2 separate regions of the Mus musculus genome follow, and region 2 is linked to region 1. A link is a loop called in an ENCODE intact Hi-C map of the cell type or tissue named here. Cell type or tissue: left cerebral cortex. All regions are shown on one strand. Each heading gives the region's core, and the rest is flanking DNA. Links, peaks and the distances in the headings are about the cores only.

The links. A loop is a pair of places that touch in the nucleus more often than their neighbours do. Peaks named below come from ENCODE experiments on the same cell type or tissue, not always from the same donor. Only the 100,000 strongest peaks of a DNase experiment are listed, where the experiment ranks them.
Region 2: it touches region 1 in a loop (2.2-fold over the local background); 2 of 42 quality-filtered maps call a loop at or near these places.

What each region holds. Positions count from the first base shown.
Region 1 is chr3:115,901,478-115,910,356 of GRCm38, reverse strand. All of the region lies in intron 4 of Dph5 (diphthamide biosynthesis 5), which reads right to left. Among named protein-coding and RNA genes, the nearest start is that of Dph5, 18 kb to the right of the region's middle. In left cerebral cortex, for the core only: a CTCF peak has its summit at 5,114; a DNase peak (open chromatin) is centred at 5,111.
Region 2 is chr3:115,965,101-115,973,979 of GRCm38, reverse strand. The region is part of intron 8 of Slc30a7 (solute carrier family 30 (zinc transporter), member 7); the gene reads left to right. Among named protein-coding and RNA genes, the nearest start is that of Mir669n, 10 kb to the left of the region's middle. In left cerebral cortex, for the core only: no CTCF peak of the experiment used is centred there; a DNase peak (open chromatin) is centred at 4,641.

The DNA.
Region 1 (8,879 bases), core at 254-8,253:
GGGCGGGAGTGCACCTGGTAGCCGATTGCCCTGAGGCCAATTAGCAAACTGGCCTTCGCCAGCCGCTTTTGGCTTTTTTCTTGACCGATTAGCTGGCTGGTAATGGGCTGCTTCTTCCTCCCAGTCTGTTTCCTCAGAGGAGGATTCTTCACTTGCTTCAGAGCTACTAAGAGCTGGCTTCCTGAGCTCATCTAGTGACGAGTATCTCCTAGAGACCTCCGCTAATCGATCTTTTTTCTTCTCCCTTTTTCCTCTTTTTCTTCTAATCTCTCTCCAGGTATTCCTACCTAACCTTAACTTTTCCTCGGGTTCAAGACCCTTGGAAAGGCCTGTATACTTACCGTTTCTCCTTGCTCCTACTCTCTCTCCCCGCTTTACTTCTGATAGACTGTCCTGAATTTCCTCTAGAATTTTCAGCCCTATCTTAAGCACTATATAACATGTGAAAAGGAACAAAAGGGCTCCTAACACCAGAAAAAATTCAAGGCCAAACATACCTGGTAAAGCCATTTCTCACTTCCGTTCCCCAGCTGATGAGTTCTGAATTCGGCAGTTGAATCCTTCTCAACAGTCTGCTTTACGGGAACCTTTATCACCGTCGTTCCCCAGCTGATGAGTTCTGAATTCGGCAGTTGAATCCTTCTCAACAGTCTGCTTTACGGGAACCTTTATCACCGTCGTTCCCCAGCTGATGAGTTCTGAATTCGGCAGTTGAATCCTTCTCAACAGTCTGTGTTACGGGAACCTTTATAAACGTGATCCGCAGTTCTGGTTCCGGAATGAGGGATCCTCCTTGCGCCAGTCCCGAGTTTTTTTCTCGTCCCGGAATTCGGCACCAATTGTTATTAGACGCGTTCTCACGACCGGCCAGGAAGAACACCACAGACCAGAATCTTCTGCGGCAAAGCTTTATTCTTACATCTTCAGGAAAAGAGAGCAAGAAGCAAGAGAGAGAGAAAAGCAAGAGAGAGAGAAAAGCAAGAGAGAGAGCGAGAGACAAGAGAGAGAGAGAACGAAACCCCGTCCCTCTTAAGGAGCATTCTCCTTCGCCTCGGACGTGTCACTCCTTGATTGGCTGCAGCCCATCGGCCGAGTTGACGTCACGGGGAAGGCAGAGCACAAGTAGTCATAAGATACCCTTGGCACATGCGCAGATTATTTGTTTACCACTTAGAACACAGGATGTCAGCGCCATCTTGTAACGGCGAATGTGGGGGCGGCTCCCAACATCACCCTAGTGGTTCACCTCATTTCCCTATCACTATAACCAAGAAGCTTGACTTTTTTTTTTTTTTTTCCTCTGTACTTCTTCTTTTTTTTTTTTCTTTCCATTTTTTATTAGGTATTTAGCTCATTTACATTTCCAATGCTATACCAAAAGTCCCCCATACCCACCCATCCCCACTCCCCTACCCGCCCACTCCCCCTTTTTGGCCCTGGCGTTCCCCTGTTCTGGGGCATATAAAGTTTGTGTGTCCAATGGGCCTCTCTTTCCAGTGATGGCCGACTAGGCCATCTTTTGATACATATGCAGCTAGAGTCAAGAGCTCCGGGGTACTGGTTAGTTCATAATGTTGATCCACCTATAGGGTTGCAGATCCCTTTAGCACCTTGGGTACTTTCTCTAGCTCCTCCATTGGGAGCCCTGTGATCCATCCATTAGCTGACTGTGGGCATCCACTTCTGTGTTTGCTAGGCCCCGGCATAGTCTCACAAGAGACAGCTACATCTGGGTCCTTTCGATAAAATCTTGCTAGTGTATGCAATGGTGTCAGCGTTTGGATGCTGATTATGGGGTGGATCCCTGGATAAGGCAGTCTCTACATGGTCCATCCTTTCATCTCAGCTCCAAACTTTGTCTCTGTAACTCCTTCCAAGGGTGTTTTGTTCCCACTTCTAAGGAGGGGCATAGTGTCCACACTTCAGTCTTCATTTTTCTTGAGTTTCATGTGTTTAGGAAATTGTATCTTATATCTTGGGTATCCTAGGTTTTGGGCTAATATCCACTTATCAGTGAGTACATATTGTGTGAGTTCCTTTGTGAATGTGTTACCTCACTCAGGATGATGCCCTCCAGGTCCATCCATTTGGCTAGGAGGACACATGCTCCACTATGTTCATAGCAGCCTTATTTATAATAGCCAGAAGCTGGAAAGAACCCAGATGCCCCTCAACAGAGGAATGGATACAGAAAATGTGGTACATCTACACAATGGAGTACTACTCAGCTATTAAAAAGAATGAATTTATGAAGCTTGACTTTTTAAACCACGACCTACACTAGCCCACTCAAGGACAGTGAAGCTTTAGAGGCTGGCTCTGTAACTCGCTAGCTGTGCAGGAACAGTGCCAATAGAACCCATCCCCAGCTATGGGATCAACTGACACATAACCATTATTCACATGGTGAAGTTACATATTAATATTATAATAGTGTTTATAGGGGCATTGTACAAAAGAGATCTGTTTTCCAAGACAATGTACAGGAAAGCACAATGCTGAAGTTAGAGAATGACTCAATTCTTCTAAACAGTTTAATAAGACTTATAAGAAATTACGAAAGCGCAGACATTGAAAATCTAGAAACATGTCACAGATTAGAAAGCATTTAACTTTCCTAAGCCTTGTGTTCTTCTGAGAAAACAGGAGTTGGGTCCCAAGTAGGCACTGGTGATGCCGTTTCCTGTACTATAGCTTCCTTCTCACCATGGTTTCAGAAGCTGTGGCTAGAGATGCCAGAAAGCAGACAGGAAGGAAGCGAGAAAAGGTGGGGCGCTCTGGGCATCCCTCCCTATGGCCCCGAGCAGCTCACAGTTCTCAGGCTCTGTATGCCGGGTCTTACAGTTCTGTATGCCGGGTCTTACAGTTCTCAGGCTCTGTATGCCGGGTCTTACAGTTCTCAGGCTCTGTATGCCGGGTCTTACAGTTCTCAGGCTCTGTATGCCGGGTCTTACAGTTCTGTATGCCGGGTCTTACAGTTCTCAGGCTCTGTATGCCGGGTCTTACAGTTCTGTATGCCGGGTCTTACAGTTCTCAGGCTCTGTATGCCGGGTCTCACAGTTCTCAGGCTCTGTATGCCGGGTCTCACAGTTCTCAGGCTCTGTATGCCGGGTCTTACAGTTCTCAGGCTCTGTATGCCGGGTCTTACAGTTCTGTATGCCGGGTCTTACAGTTCTCAGGCTCTGTATGCCGGGTCTCACAGTTCTCAGGCTCTGTATGCCGGGTCTCACAGTTCTCAGGCTCTGTATGCCGGGTCTTACAGTTCTCAGGCTCTGTATGCCGGGTCTTACAGTTCTCAGGCTCTGTATGCCGGGTCTTACAGTTCTGTATGCCGGGTCTTACAGTTCTCAGGCTCTGTATGCCGGGTCTTACAGTTCTGTATGCCGGGTCTTACAGTTCTCAGGCTCTGTATGCCGGGTCTCACAGTTCTCAGGCTCTGTATGCCGGGTCTCACAGTTCTCAGGCTCTGTATGCCGGGTCTTACAAGTTCTGTATGCCGGGTCTTACAGTTCTCAGGCTCTGTATGCCGGGTCTTACAAGTTCTGTATGCCGGGTCTTACAGTTCTCAGGCTCTGTATGCCGGGTCTTACAGTTCTCAGGCTCTGTATGCCGGGTCTTACAGTTCTGTATGCCGGGTCTCACAGTTCTCAGGCTCTGTATGCCGGGTCTCACAGTTCTCAGGCTCTGTATGCCGGGTCTTACAGTTCTCAGGCTCTGTATGCCGGGTCTTACAGTTCTGTATGCCGGGTCTTACAGTTCTCAGGCTCTGTATGCCGGGTCTTACAGTTCTGTATGCCGGGTCTTACAGTTCTGTATGCCGGGTCTCACAGTTCTCAGGCTCTGTATGCCGGGTCTTACAGTTCTCAGGCTCTGTATGCCGGGTCTTACAGTTCTCAGGCTCTGTATGCCGGGTCTTACAAGTTCTGTATGCCGGGTCTTACAGTTCTCAGGCTCTGTATGCCGGGTCTTACAGTTCTGTATGCCGGGTCTTACAGTTCTCAGGCTCTGTATGCCGGGTCTTACAAGTTCTGTATGCCGGGTCTTACAAGTTCTGTATGCCGGGTCTTACAAGTTCTGTATGCCGGGTCTTACAAGCTCACAGTCACATCACTTCCTGAGTCCTGAAGGGATGGTCATCACGTCCTTAGTGTGATACAGACTCCAATTTACCTATTAACGAGCTTTATTCTCAAAGCCCATTTGAAAGTTATCCAAACAAATCATCCTCAGAGAAGCCAAGCTACATGTTACATGCTGTAAGAGCTGTGTTCACAGGTCACTGTACAAAGACCATGCTGCTCCAAGTTTTCAGCGTTGTGACTTCCTGCCCTGTCTAGCAGGATTTCCTCTGTCTTCTGTGAAACCAATTCACCCAACAAAGAGTGACTATAAATCACCTACTATGTGCAAGGCACATAGTAGACACATGTTTAAAATGATGAGGAAATGAATCTCTGGCCCTGTGAAAAAGGTGATTGCTCTCAGAGCTGACAAAGGCTCTGGGCTCACAACAGCGGTTCTGGTTAGCTATGAGGTCAGTGATAAATCAAATGACACCTTGGATCTGGAAAGGACCCTCCTGCACAGTGAGCATAATCAGAATCCTTGTAAAGATTGAATACCCAAGTGCGTACTGAGTACCCAGTCATGCCTCGAAACACGGCTAGGGCTGAGTATATGATGTAATAATGCTCATGACTAAATGAAGATGTTCTGAACTGCTGTGTCTTGATAAAATCAAACTGCTCTCTTCATTAGCTGAGATCAAAACTACTAAATATGCACAACTACTCTTAGTACAAGTTCAACTAGACATCTTAAAGGGGACTTATCACCTCCCATCAAACTTGAAACACTTATTCCATAAAAGCCTTCAGGAGAAAACTGTATTTTTATATACTTAAGAGGCTCTAACATTTTAAGAAACGTGGAAACAAAACCATGGAAGCAAGGAAGCTAAGTTCTTTATTCAAAGAGAGGGTGAGCAAGCCTTGAATAGAGAATTGGGATGCTAGTCACATCTAACAGAACAGGAGTGTTCTGTGTGAAAGACTGTGAGCTGCCCCATCTCACTTAGGCACTGCCTTTAGGACCCTGATTTATAACTGTGGCTACTCTGCCTCCTGTGGCAAGGGTGCAAACTTCTTCAATGGATGCTGGAACATTATGCAAACAGTTTCACCACTGAGATGCTAGTACCTCAAAGAGCAGAAAGATCAGCTTTCTGCGTTTCACAACCGAAGGTCTTACCAGCAAACTGTAAAAAGCAACTGGAGCAAATCTCAGCAGCAAGAATTTAGGTTGCAGAAGCCTGAACACCAGCTGTCTTACAGCTCTGGCCTGTGTGCTACCACCATTCTTCCCGACAATATTATTGTCTCAGATCTGGCAATGTTACTGCTTAAACCTAAGTTTGGAAACTACAAAAGCAGCTATTTTTTCAGAAATACTAGGGGAAACATAGATCTGTTCTGCTTTCATCTGCAATAACTTAGAGAGAAAGCAGCCAATCTAACTTGATGCTGGATCATGTTTTGCTAAAGAAAAAAGAAAAACAAAATCAGGAAGACAGAACCCTTCATCCATCCAACCAGCCACCGTGTAAGGTACTCACTATTGAGACGGAGGGGGAGGATGCATAAGGAAGATGACTGCCAGGCTGTAACCCGGCCCTGCCGATATGACACGTGGACACTACCTATTCTGAGAGGACATTTGCCACACTCAGAGAAAAAGCCCCCGAAAGAGTCCAGAAAGAGACTGTGAAGTGAAAGTTAAAGAGGAAAAGGGATGAAGGTGCAGGGTGAGCACGGGGAAGAATGAGGATGGACTACGGACAGGGGTCTTAAACAATTACCTAGAAAGACGAGCTGTGCCTGGCCGGCCTCTAATCTGCAGCTCACATTTCTGATAGCTTCCCCAGCACCCAGTCCCATCTACTCCAGCTGCATGAGTCCCAAGGATGCTGACTACTCAAACAGCTCTCCACTGCTTTGCGCCCCTGACACCACTTGTCTGAATGGCTCTGACAGCCTCAAAGTCACCTCACTGCTACCACCAGTGCCATCTACTCACAAGTCCAGACACAGCACTGTTACATTTATGCATCTATTTCGTGTGTATGCACACATGTGCAGACATGCATGTGGCACACAAAGACCACCTGTGCAAGCTGGCTCTCTTTCCACACTGTAGGTTCTGGGCGCTTTTACCTCCTGAGCCATCGTGTACAGTACAAGTACCCAGTACAGGTACTCTGTAAAACTCTACTCTATTAGGATTTAACACTTGTTATCTTGTATTTAAAATATTTTCTGTGGTTTACTGTTTTCTTAAATGTGAGATATATATATATATTATATATATATTAGAAATTGTAATTTGCTTAAAAGAAATCCATTAGGTTCCACATGTTAAATCCGTGAACACGAAGAGAAAGCAAAGTCAGCCCAAACTGCCCACCACAAACCCACAGACTCAAGAACGACTAGTTTTCTTGTCTGTTCAGAGTACTGATCCTGGAGACATTTTGTTGTCATTGCTCTTATCCAGAATGAACTTTATTTCAATGATATTACATTGATTTTTGCTGATACTAAGATGATAAATATGGTTACATATGAGGTACATATGTTGACTATGACATGTCAGAGAAGAACTATAAAAATCTTGATTTCATATATAAGTGGGAATCCATTTGTGGACTAACTATAAAGAATTCTATTTTAAAGCATATTACTTCAAAGACAATAACAGATTTGGAAAGCAGAAGACACATAAGCAGTCTGCCTCAGGAAATACCGGTTTTACATAGGCTGTTTTTATGGTGCTGTGATAAATGCAATGGGGAATGTGAAGGTGAGTAAGCTAAAGATCTGATAGTAACTATGTGACCCCCGACACTGCCCATGGAAGAGGCATCTGTGACCCCAACAATGCCCATGGGAAAGGCATCTGTGACCCCCAACACTGCACGTGGGAGAGGCATCTGTGACCCCTGACACTGCACATGGGAGAGGCATCTGCCGAGCTGTCTGAGCAGAACAGCTCAGTGAGACCCACAATCTAGAAAGAGCGATGACTCGGTGCTCGAAAACAGTGGGTAGAGGAGCAGTGGTGGTACACATGGCATGTCAGCACTTGGGAGACTAAGGTAGAGAGATGGCAAGTTCATAGCCAGCCTCAGCCATATAACCAGGCCATGTCTCAGAAAATTAAACCAAGGGCCAGCAAGCTGGCTCAGAGGGTAAAGCCACCTGCCTCTCTCTAACTGTAATGACCTGACTTTGACCCCTGAGATGCACATGGTGGAAGGACTGAACCTATAATACAAGCTGTCACATGACCTATATGTATTTACTATGACACACATGCACCCCACCACACACACAAATTAAAAGGCAAATTACACTGAAGGAAAATAAAAATAGAAACGAAATCAAAATAAAGTTAAATAAAAATTAAAAAAGAAAGTTAATGGGAATAGAAAATGTTTAATAACTATGCTAATGAGTTGTTAAATACTAAGACAGAGCTTAGGTGAGTTCTGTGGCGACGGCTATGCAGAGCTCTGCTCTCCTCATTACCCAGCTCAGTGTCCCTTTGCGGTGCTGTATTTCCATCCATTACTACATACATGTGTCCTAGCCCACAATGAAGCTACCTGAAGCTGGGAAGCCTAACATTAGGAATGCTACACATCAACAGTAACAAGTATTAGTGTCATGGGATGAAAACAGAAAACAGCCTGTTACTTTTTGAAAGTGATCTACACTTTTCTAGAGTAGACGTGCATTACATAAACAAAGGGACACATGGCAATACTTAGGCAACGGCCAGAGAAAGGGGAAGTTCACAAGAATGAGGAAGTTAGACTACCATCCGCAAGGTCCTGGAGGACAGGTTCATTACTGCATCCCAAGGCGCTTACCCAGCAGGCACTGAGGAGAGATACAGTATTTGCTGAATGGATGTCTAACTTGTAAGCTTCTAAAACAGAAATGCTCACTAAGGATGATACTTGTGGTACAGAACCCTACGACCCTCCACTGCCATCAATAACACTGACCTACAACAATCTCCCGCTGTCCAATAAACTACCAAGATAAGGAGACTACTCAGTAGTCTACTCTATTTCTGAACAGCCCTTGCCAGCTCCTTCAGAAAATAACAAAAACAGACCAGCTTCAGAGGGGCGACAAACCGACAGTGGAAAAGCCTGTGCCTACTCTTGGTTTGGAGTCTGTAGCTGCTCTGCACTGAGGTGAAGATGACAGGAGGCATGTTTGCTAGGTCTTCCACGGCACTCCAAGCAGGCCTTCGTTACAACAACTTGATGCCTGTTTTTGAAATTGTGGCAAAGCATTCAGAGATGTCAGGACACCTCCCAAAAGTGAAACCTACTTCCCTTTGCAATCTTAAGCAAGAGAACACAGGGAAGAGCCCGCTAACATCCTCCACGTGGCAGGTGTAGTTCTGGTAGGCAGCTTCTGCTCTCTCAGTCAATACGTTCACTTTCTAAGTCCTTCACTGGCCTGTGTTGGTGGTTCTCAAGGCGTGTCCTACAGATGCAGCAGCACTTGAGTACTCGCTAAAATGTAAATGCTCTTGGAGCTCGAGATGGCTCTGCAGAGGAGTAGGGCACAGCCGGCTCCGCACAGACGCTATCATTTCACAGACAGATACTATGACATAAGACGGGGACAGAGTCACAGCTGTCTAGAGAAAGACATAGTCAATCATGAAAGCTAAATCTTTTAAAGCAATATATTAAGTGTAAATACAATCTCAGGGGCTTATAAGGAAACGGTCAAATCTCACAGCAAATCCCTTCCCAAACAGACCTCTTCAGTCACCTCTTGATACAATCCAAGATTGTA
Region 2 (8,879 bases), core at 475-8,474, 63 kb before region 1:
AAGAGCATTGTATAGTGACTAAAGGATGGGTGCTCTACATGGATACCTAAACCAGGAGTAAAGAGAGAAAGCGATAGAGGTGGCAGATCAAAAAAGGCCAAGTGCTCAGCTCTTCATTGACCAAGAATGTGCCTCTGATACTCAAACGGTTGGGAGGTGTGTGTGCATTGGAGTGAACAGTGAGGTAAAAGTAGAAAGAAAAGTGAGGAGCCAGCCCCCTGCCCCCATCTCCCATAAGTCTACCTGAGAAATCTTAAACCTTATCTCAAGTACCAACTCAGTATTGCCTTTCCTGTAAAACCTGTGCTTTTATAAGGAACGCCATGCTCATCAGTAGGGGCATAGATGGGGTTCCACTCCACTCACAAGACTGACCTTCTGGTATATTATTGAGCCTGTAGACTCTGGGCATGGTGACAGGCGCCATGGTCCTAGCACCTGGGAGGCTGAGGGAGCAGACTTCCACTCTGAGACCAGCCTGGGTTATACAGCAAGAAAAACTAAAAAGCATTTTTCTTTCCAATCTCTCCATGTTTTCTGTGCCGTATTGTCCAGGTAAAGTGTGTTGTGGAAACCTGCTCTGTCCTTTCTCATCTAGACAGACTCAGTTTTCCCTTTGACAGTGGAGGTCACTTCCCACAGTTGGTTTTCTCCCAACATTTTCTGGCCCCAAGCAATGGGGAGTGAGAATTTCTGGGCAACACTGGTTTGTACTGTGGTGACTTTTGTTTCTCAGTGAGGAGCCGGAGTGGAAGCTGCAGAGAGAGAATATTAGTTCCCGGAAATGGATCTCGGGTGCAGTTTACAGTGGGTCGCCCCCTTCTCCTCCCACGAGAAAGCTGGCATTGGAAGGAAGTAGAAAGCGGAGGAAATTGGATGTGTCACTGCAAGCTCTAAATGATCCCATTGACTTAGTGCGATTGTGTTCACCACTTGAATAAAAGGGAGCCAGCGCCACGCTCGGTGGGAGGACCCGGGAGGACACAGCAGTGCGCGTTGTCTCAGGCAGCTTCTGAAGCCTCCTAGACTTCTTTATTACTATTATCTGTTTGTGAAGTCTTCCAGTCCTCATCCTTCTTGTATTTTGTACTTATGAAAAACAAAAACAGTCATGTAGATGTACATAAAAGAATGTCCTCCTGTTTTGTATAAGAAGTTTTAAATAATACATTTATTTTTTATCATACTGAGGGAAATACTCATTTTCAAGGCAGATTTAGAGGGTTGAGCAATGACAAGCACCGGGTGTGATTAGAGGTAAGAGCTAGAAGGCCATGCATGACGAAAACAAGCTCTGCAGGTGGCATTCTATAAAGCGACTGACAAGTCACTCTTCAGATGTTCATGATTTGACCAGGACGCCAACTTTGGCAAACTATAATTGATTCCAATTATTTGTGCTTTATAATGACCAAAAATCACACATAGGAAACTACTCTATCTCCATATAGTCATATATAAGAGATTGTAGGCATTTTATCTTTTTCAGAAATGTTTTTAGGCGTTCCCTAACAATTTCCGTTGTGGTTTGCCTTTCAAGTGGCTACGTTTACTATTCTTTGGGCCGTGTGAGGCACAAGAAAACAATCTCTCAGAATTTTATCTCCTGCTTGTATACGTTTTCAGTTTGTGAGACTGAACGAATTGGACACTGTTGCCCCAGAGTTACAGTGACTGGTCAATTTAACACCATTTTCTAACTAGCTTTCTGGGGCACACAAGGCACCTATTTACAGGTACTAAGCATTTCTCACCGGTGCATCTAGAAAGTGCTGGGCCTGTGCTGTCCTCGAGGAGCTAAGAGGCCCTCACTCTGGTCATGTGTGTTTAGTGGTTCCTATGAAGAACCTGAGTTAGGAGATGCAGGCAGAGAGGATCTCTACAAATATTGAAAGAATTCAATAGCATTGACTCGAGAACGCTGACAGAACAGAGTCTATGACGTAATGCTACCGTGGAACAAGCGTGCAGTGGTTTTACTGGATCACCTTTTACACTCTAAGGACAGAACACTAATTCAGTCAGTTTTTGCCTTTGTCTATAAACCATAGAAATTGGTTACTTCAGCAAACTCCAATCTTACCCATTTTCCCTTACACACACACACACACACACACACACACGCACACACACACACACACACGCACACACACACGCACACACACACATGCATGCACACAGGAGGGAGAGACAGAGACGGGTCATAAATACCCCTCAATGGTTAGTGTATGCAATGTTAAGTATGCGTTAGCTGCTTGAGGACACGGTTGTTTCCTAGCCAGGGAGGGCAGATGGGGTTTTGGTTCTTAGGATCACAGAACGGGAGTGAGGTTTGTTTTCACTTGACGCTCACTAAGTTTCCCTTAAAGAACATTGGTGGCTTTGATGCCGTTGCTTACCGTCAGAAGTTAACGCTGTGTGAATGTCACAAGTCCACCTGGAGCCCACTCCTCTTGCAGTTTTTCCTGGGGGAAATGTTGTTTTTCAAACAGCTGATTAGTACCTGAAGACACAAGCAGTTTGTAGGTTCGGAGTCAGTCACTTTGCCTCCTCTTTAAGGGCTTGTTCTCTGCTGAGGGAAGTACTGGGCCACGGATGTAAACTGATTCAGACTGAAGAGACGAGTGCTGTGCGGTGCGGTGCGGTCTTCCCATGTGAGCGTCTCAGTAATCCGTTTCCCTTTCAGCAACAGACACATCGTATTGTTTCTTCTGTCCTAAAGTCAGGTGTCACATGGATAGAGCTGCATACCTACACACCCATGCACACACACATACACAACATGAAAAAAAAAAGTGCCCTGGACCTGAAGTGTCACCCGGAGAAAGGCCCGTGTAGTAAAGGCTTGGTCTTGATTGGAGCACAATTGGGAGATGGTGGAACCAGGTACAGCCTGGTGAAGGTCCTCAGGTCACTGGGGTATGTCCCCGAAGGAAGTAGTGAGACTCTGGCCCCTTCTCTTGTGTTTGCTTGTTGGCTCTATGAAGTGAATCTGCACTGTCATTCCTAGTCTGTCATGAAGTGCCCTGCCATGGGCCTGAAAATAATGACTGCCTGTGACAACTGAGCCAGAGAAACCATTTCTCTTTATAGTTTGGTAGCTCGGTGTATTTGTAATAGTATGGAAAGTTGACTCACATAACAAGGTAAGTGTTGATCTGCTGATTTTTTTAAGTAGACATTTCAGAAAGTTTTTAAACCTATGAGTACCTTATTGATGCTTCCAGAATAAATCGCTTAGGATCAAAATGCTGTTATCGGCCTCTTGCCTGGTTTTCAGGCTGTGGTTGTTTTCCATCATAGTTCCTGTGCATAAAACTTTAGCTCTTTATTTATGGGAAAAGCACTTGGTTGCCTTCATGCGCCTTTAATCACAGTATCCTAATCTATGGTCCCCTTCGTCCTGTTTCCTGTCGGCCCTGAGGAGTCTCGGAAGCCCAGACTTCTGAAGCCCCCCTGTTCCTAACTACTTACACCTCTGAATTTATCATCCCCATTTTCTAAAACAGTGGTGCTGGATGTAGCAGGAGTCAGTAGATAGGCCCGTCAGCACAGCAGGACTCCCGCCCTCAGCCTGACACCGTGGACTTGGTTCACAGTAGTGTTTTGGGTTCTGGAGACCCAGACTGAGGCTTGGATGGCTCGAATTATGGTTCTGCTCTCATCCATGAATGTGGATCTTGTTGTTGTTGTTGTTGCTTTTTAAGTTTCATGATTATGTGATTAAATGCCTTTTTACGGATTGTTGACACAGGATATACTTCCAGCATGCTATGAGCCAAGGCTAATAATGGAAAATAAGAATTGACACACTGTAGATTGCTTTAAGAAGTAGAGTGAGTTTTCAGAACCAGAGGGCAAAGATTACTAAATAACAACAACTCTGACATTACAGTTTAAATGAGGGCAGCCATCTCTGACCTGCAGAGATGAGAGAGTCGAGTCTTTACAATAGAAGCTTGCAAAAGCTCTGTGTGTAAGTAACATTGCAAGAAGTAGAGTTTTACTGTTACTTTAACAGAAGTCTCACTCTTCCCTCAAGAGCCATGCATTTTTTGTCAGGATCTGTCAGATAAAGGAGGAGAGGTCATTAATGAAATATAAATGTATATCCATATATCCAAATCCAGACAACCCTACTGTAGAGTTCCTTGTTTCTGACCACTGTTCATCCATGAGTCATTATAAAGGAAGCCTACTCTTACAGATGGACCTGAGTTCAGTTCCCAGCAACCACATGGTGGCTCACAACCATCTGTAATGGGATCCACCCCCCCTTCTGGTCTATCTGAAGACAGCAACAGTGTACTCACATAAATAAATACATCTTAAAAAAAAAAAAAGAAAGCATAAAACTGTACCTTACTTTCGTTGCTTTTATTTAAAGGCTTATAAGATGCCACTATTTCATATTTTCCCTTTTTCCTACCCCAAAGATGTGAAATCCTGGCATAGCTCTCTGCAGTCTTGTTTGGGATGAATGGGATCTCTCTTTGTGAAGTGGCTGAAGCCTTACACGTGAAATAGGAAGGGGGCTGTGGGGAATGGCTGACTACACAGATTGTCCCAGGCTGGATGGTTACCTCACAGTTTCCATGATCAGTATTCTGGGCAGAGCCCAGCTGCCTTCTCTGCTCAGGCCTCACAAAGCTGTAACTAATGTGTTGGCTGGGGCTACAGCCTCCTCTGAGGCTCAGGGTCATCTTGCAAACTTATGTGGTTGTCAGCAGAAATCCTGAGCATGCAGCTGTTAGCTCATGGTGGCTTGCTTCTTCAGAATCGCAGAGGAGTATTTGGCCTCAACCAATACTTTAGACCCACTCTTAAGGGCTTGGCTCTGATCAAGTCAGGCATCGCCAGGGTTTTTTCCTTGATGAACTAAAAATCAACTCATTTGTACCTCAAAATACATCTTAAATTCACTTTGCCTTAGTTGTACTCCATTGCATTGAAGTGAGCCACGGGTTTCCCACACACTTGAGAATGGGGGATTATATATCTGAGTGACTCACTAAGGGTCACTTTAAGGTATGTGACTCATTTTTTCCTTTCTCTTCTGTTTTCTAAATGTCCAGCCCCACACTTAGAAAAGAGCTAGGGTTCGTCAGTGCAGACCAGTGGCTGATGACTGGCTGACTGGGTGAGAGAGCAGAAAAGCGCAGGTCCCAAGCGCTTCCTCGGGGTCTCGTGCTGCTTTCTGTCGTCCACTGAGTGTCCTTGTGCAGGGTGTGCATTGTCTCCAGATGTTTTCTTGTTACACAGTGGTGCGATTCTGGTTCCTTAAAATAAATCAACAGAATGGCACCAGTGTTTGTCAAAACCACCAGAAATGATGGGCAAATCCATCCCTGGAGGCCTCAGATCTGTAGTCTGTAAAATGATTTTCAAGCTACAGGAGTTCAGAATTATCTGATATTTATTCAATTCCAGATTTGTTATAATTTAGAACATTCAGTGCTATTTTCAAAAAGTCTTCTGGAAATCATGTACAATTTGTGTTCATTCTAAGAAAGCAAAGGTAATTCAGTATTACAGAGTTTATGCATATTATTTGTCATATTAAACAATGGAGAGAGAAAACCATGAGATCATTGCCAGAGATGCCAAAGAGACATTTGGACAAATGCAATGGCCCTTGGTTCGTTCGTTCCTTCCTTCCTTCTTTCCTTCCTTCCTTCCTTCTTTCCTTCCTTCCTTCCTTCCTTCCTTCCTTCCTTCCATCCATCTCTGGAGAAGAGTTAGTAAATATTGATTGTAAGGTAGGTAAGGGAAAACAAGCCTAACATGTGTCTTTATAACTAAAAGTGATGTGCCTGGAAAGCAAAATGACTTGCGGTTCAGACCAGTGAGTCCTGGAGCAGATGCATTTTTTGTGCACATGCAGCATCATAGATCAGGGGTAAAAGATGCCTTTCAATAATGGCATTGCCATGTGGAAAAAGATACACTTGGAAATGTACCTTATGTTCTAGACCTGGAGAAACTGCCAATGGCTTTGAGCCAGAAAAGTCAAATGCAAAAGCACGTTAGCACTAGAAGAAGCCATGACTGAGTGACTTAGCTGCATGAGAGTACTAGTGATGGCTGTGGCTCAGACTTAGAAGGAAATGGTGGGTGAGGTGAGCCATATGGGGGATGGAGGACAAGATGGCTCAGCTGGTAAAGGGGCTTGCCACCAAGCCTGAGGACCTGAATTCCATCCTGGGACCTCCATGGTGAAAGAAGAAAACCAACCCATATAAGTTGTCCTGTGACCACCGTGCACACTTTGTGACACCTGTGCAACCACACACATGCACTCAGAATAAATAGATTATATGTAATGAAATTAATAAATAAGAATTTGGCCTAGGAAAAAGCATAAAAGGAAGTTCAAAAGGCATAATCAACTTGAATAAAAATGACTGGTATAGAGACAGCCTCTAAGAGTAAAAGTTAAACTAGAAGCCATGTAGCTCAGTGGTAGAGTACTTGCTTCGTAAATATGAGGCCCTGGGTTTAATCTCCAGAATGCCAGAAAAAATTGTAAAAGACTAACACAATGGAAAAAAAAGGCAGAAATATAAGTTTATTTAGTTCACAGAAAAGATACGCTACAAATGATATATCTATACACATATTCATGTGTATAATGCTCATGTGAGTTTGGATGCATGTATACATGTATGTGCAAGGGTAGTTGGCAACCCTATTTTTTCTTGGACACGTGTCTGGATAGGCTAAACCAACTGTCCAGCAAGTTCCAGAAATGTACCTGTCTCTGCCTCCTTGGCCTTGGAATTGCAGGTATGCACCACCACATCTGCCTTTTATTGTGCAAGACCTGGGAATTGAACTCAGGTCTCAGGCTTGCCCTATAGATAGTGACCTATCTCCTCAGCTTACAAATGACTTAGCTCAGTCTCACTCATAAAACAGCAGCAATAACAACAACAAAGACAGATTCAAACTGCAATAAGACAGCATGTCTTACTGATCAGGATAAATTTCCAATCTTGTAGTAACGATATGGGCAGAGTAGGTCTTTTAATATACTGAGGATAGGAATAAGAATTGTCTCTGTAAAGAGAAATGTTAAGACACTGGCATTTGTGAGCAACCAGTTCTCCACCTAGAGACAGATCCCACAGATAAGTTGGCAAAAACATAAAAAAGATATATTCATAAAATTATTCTTGTGGCTGTTTGTTTCTAAGAAAAATATTGGAAATTGCACAGCTATTCGTCCTTCAGTAAGGAAGTTGTGTGCAAGGAGCTCTAACAAAGACCATAGATGGTGTCTGGTGATGTGGTATGGTTTCCAAGATGCAGGCTTCTGAGAACTAGAGAGTCCCTAAAACGCATTACTTCCACGAGAGATGTATAGCATACATTCTATAAGAGCTCTGCAGTTATTTATATAAAAAGGAAAATATCTACATATTTTGTGAAAAGAAACATTGAAGGGGGGAAAAAAACCACAAACCAAGTAAATATAGCTACCCTAAGAAGACAGAGGGAAGATATTTGAAATGAGAGTCTATATTTTAATATCATCTCTTTCTAAACATTTTAATATTATTTTTGTGCATTTTTGTGTAGTGTGTGAAGTATGTGTGCCACTGTGTGAATGTGGTGGTCAGATGACAACTTTGTGAAAACAGTTTTTATGTTGGTATCAGAAATCAGACTTATTTCACCAGGCTTGCAAGCAAAATGCCTTTACCTTCTGAGGATCTTGGTGGCTCCTTGCTGTCTCTCTGACTAGAGAATCATCAATAGTTTTAGCCTTTGAAATACACACAGTTTAAAAGGTAGGAAGCGTGGTCTTCGTTTACTTGCTGCAAGAAGAAAAGGATGACTGACCTTTAAGTCTTCAGTAGTAATGGTTTTGTTATTCGTCTATGTGTAGCTTAGGATTCTCTGCTGCTAGGTGCAGTCTGCATCAAGCTTACTTTGTTCTTTTGCTTAATTAGTCCTTTAAAAACATGGTTTCCTTTGCACATCCACAACTCCTCCGCATTTCTGGGGAACCAGCATCCAGTGCAGTACACCAGTTAGAAACCCACATCGAGGTTCTCTATATGGGGCCTGCCTCAGTCCTTTCCTATTTACACAGTGACCTTAACAATCTACTTTGCCTCTCACAGTTTTCATCTTTAAAGTAGAAGTGATTATAACTACCTTGTAATATGTTGTGTGCTATTCAAATGGGTTTGAACCTGCCAATCAGGACATTGTTAATGGTCTGCTTGCCTACAAAAGAAAGCTCTTGGGAAGCTTGACAGCAATTCCTTTGAGATTTGCATTCCCTTACTACTGTGGTGTGCTCTTTTTCATGCTATCTGACTCCAGGGAGCTCCTGGTCTAATGGAAGGGAGAGCCAGAGAGGATTACTTGTTGGCCTTGGCCGGGTCCCTTCTGGTCTCACTCTCTTCAATATATCTGTCTCCTGATGTTCAATACGTATAGTTGGAATTTATTCTTACCTCTTGTAAAGCTATGTGCCTTTTGTGAAACCTTTTTGCTTCTTTCATTGATTGTGTTGTCTCTTGGCATTTTTAGATTTCCTTTTAATTATATTGATGGTTTGGTGACATGATTATTAGTTTCTTATTCAGTAAAATGAAGGAAACCTATTTTATTAGGAGAACCAGTTAGGGTCTGTAGAGATGGCTCAGTAGTTAAGAGCACTTGTTGCTGTTTCAGGGGACTCTGGTTTCATTCTAGCTTCCATATGGTGGCTTACAGCCAGGGGATCCGATACCCTCTAAGAACTCTGGGCACCAAGCACAAATGTGGTACACATGCATACATGCAGGAAAAATACACGTTCTCATAAAAATCAGATAATAAGTCTTAAAAAAACAACTTTTTAAAATAACATAACAAGTTGAAGC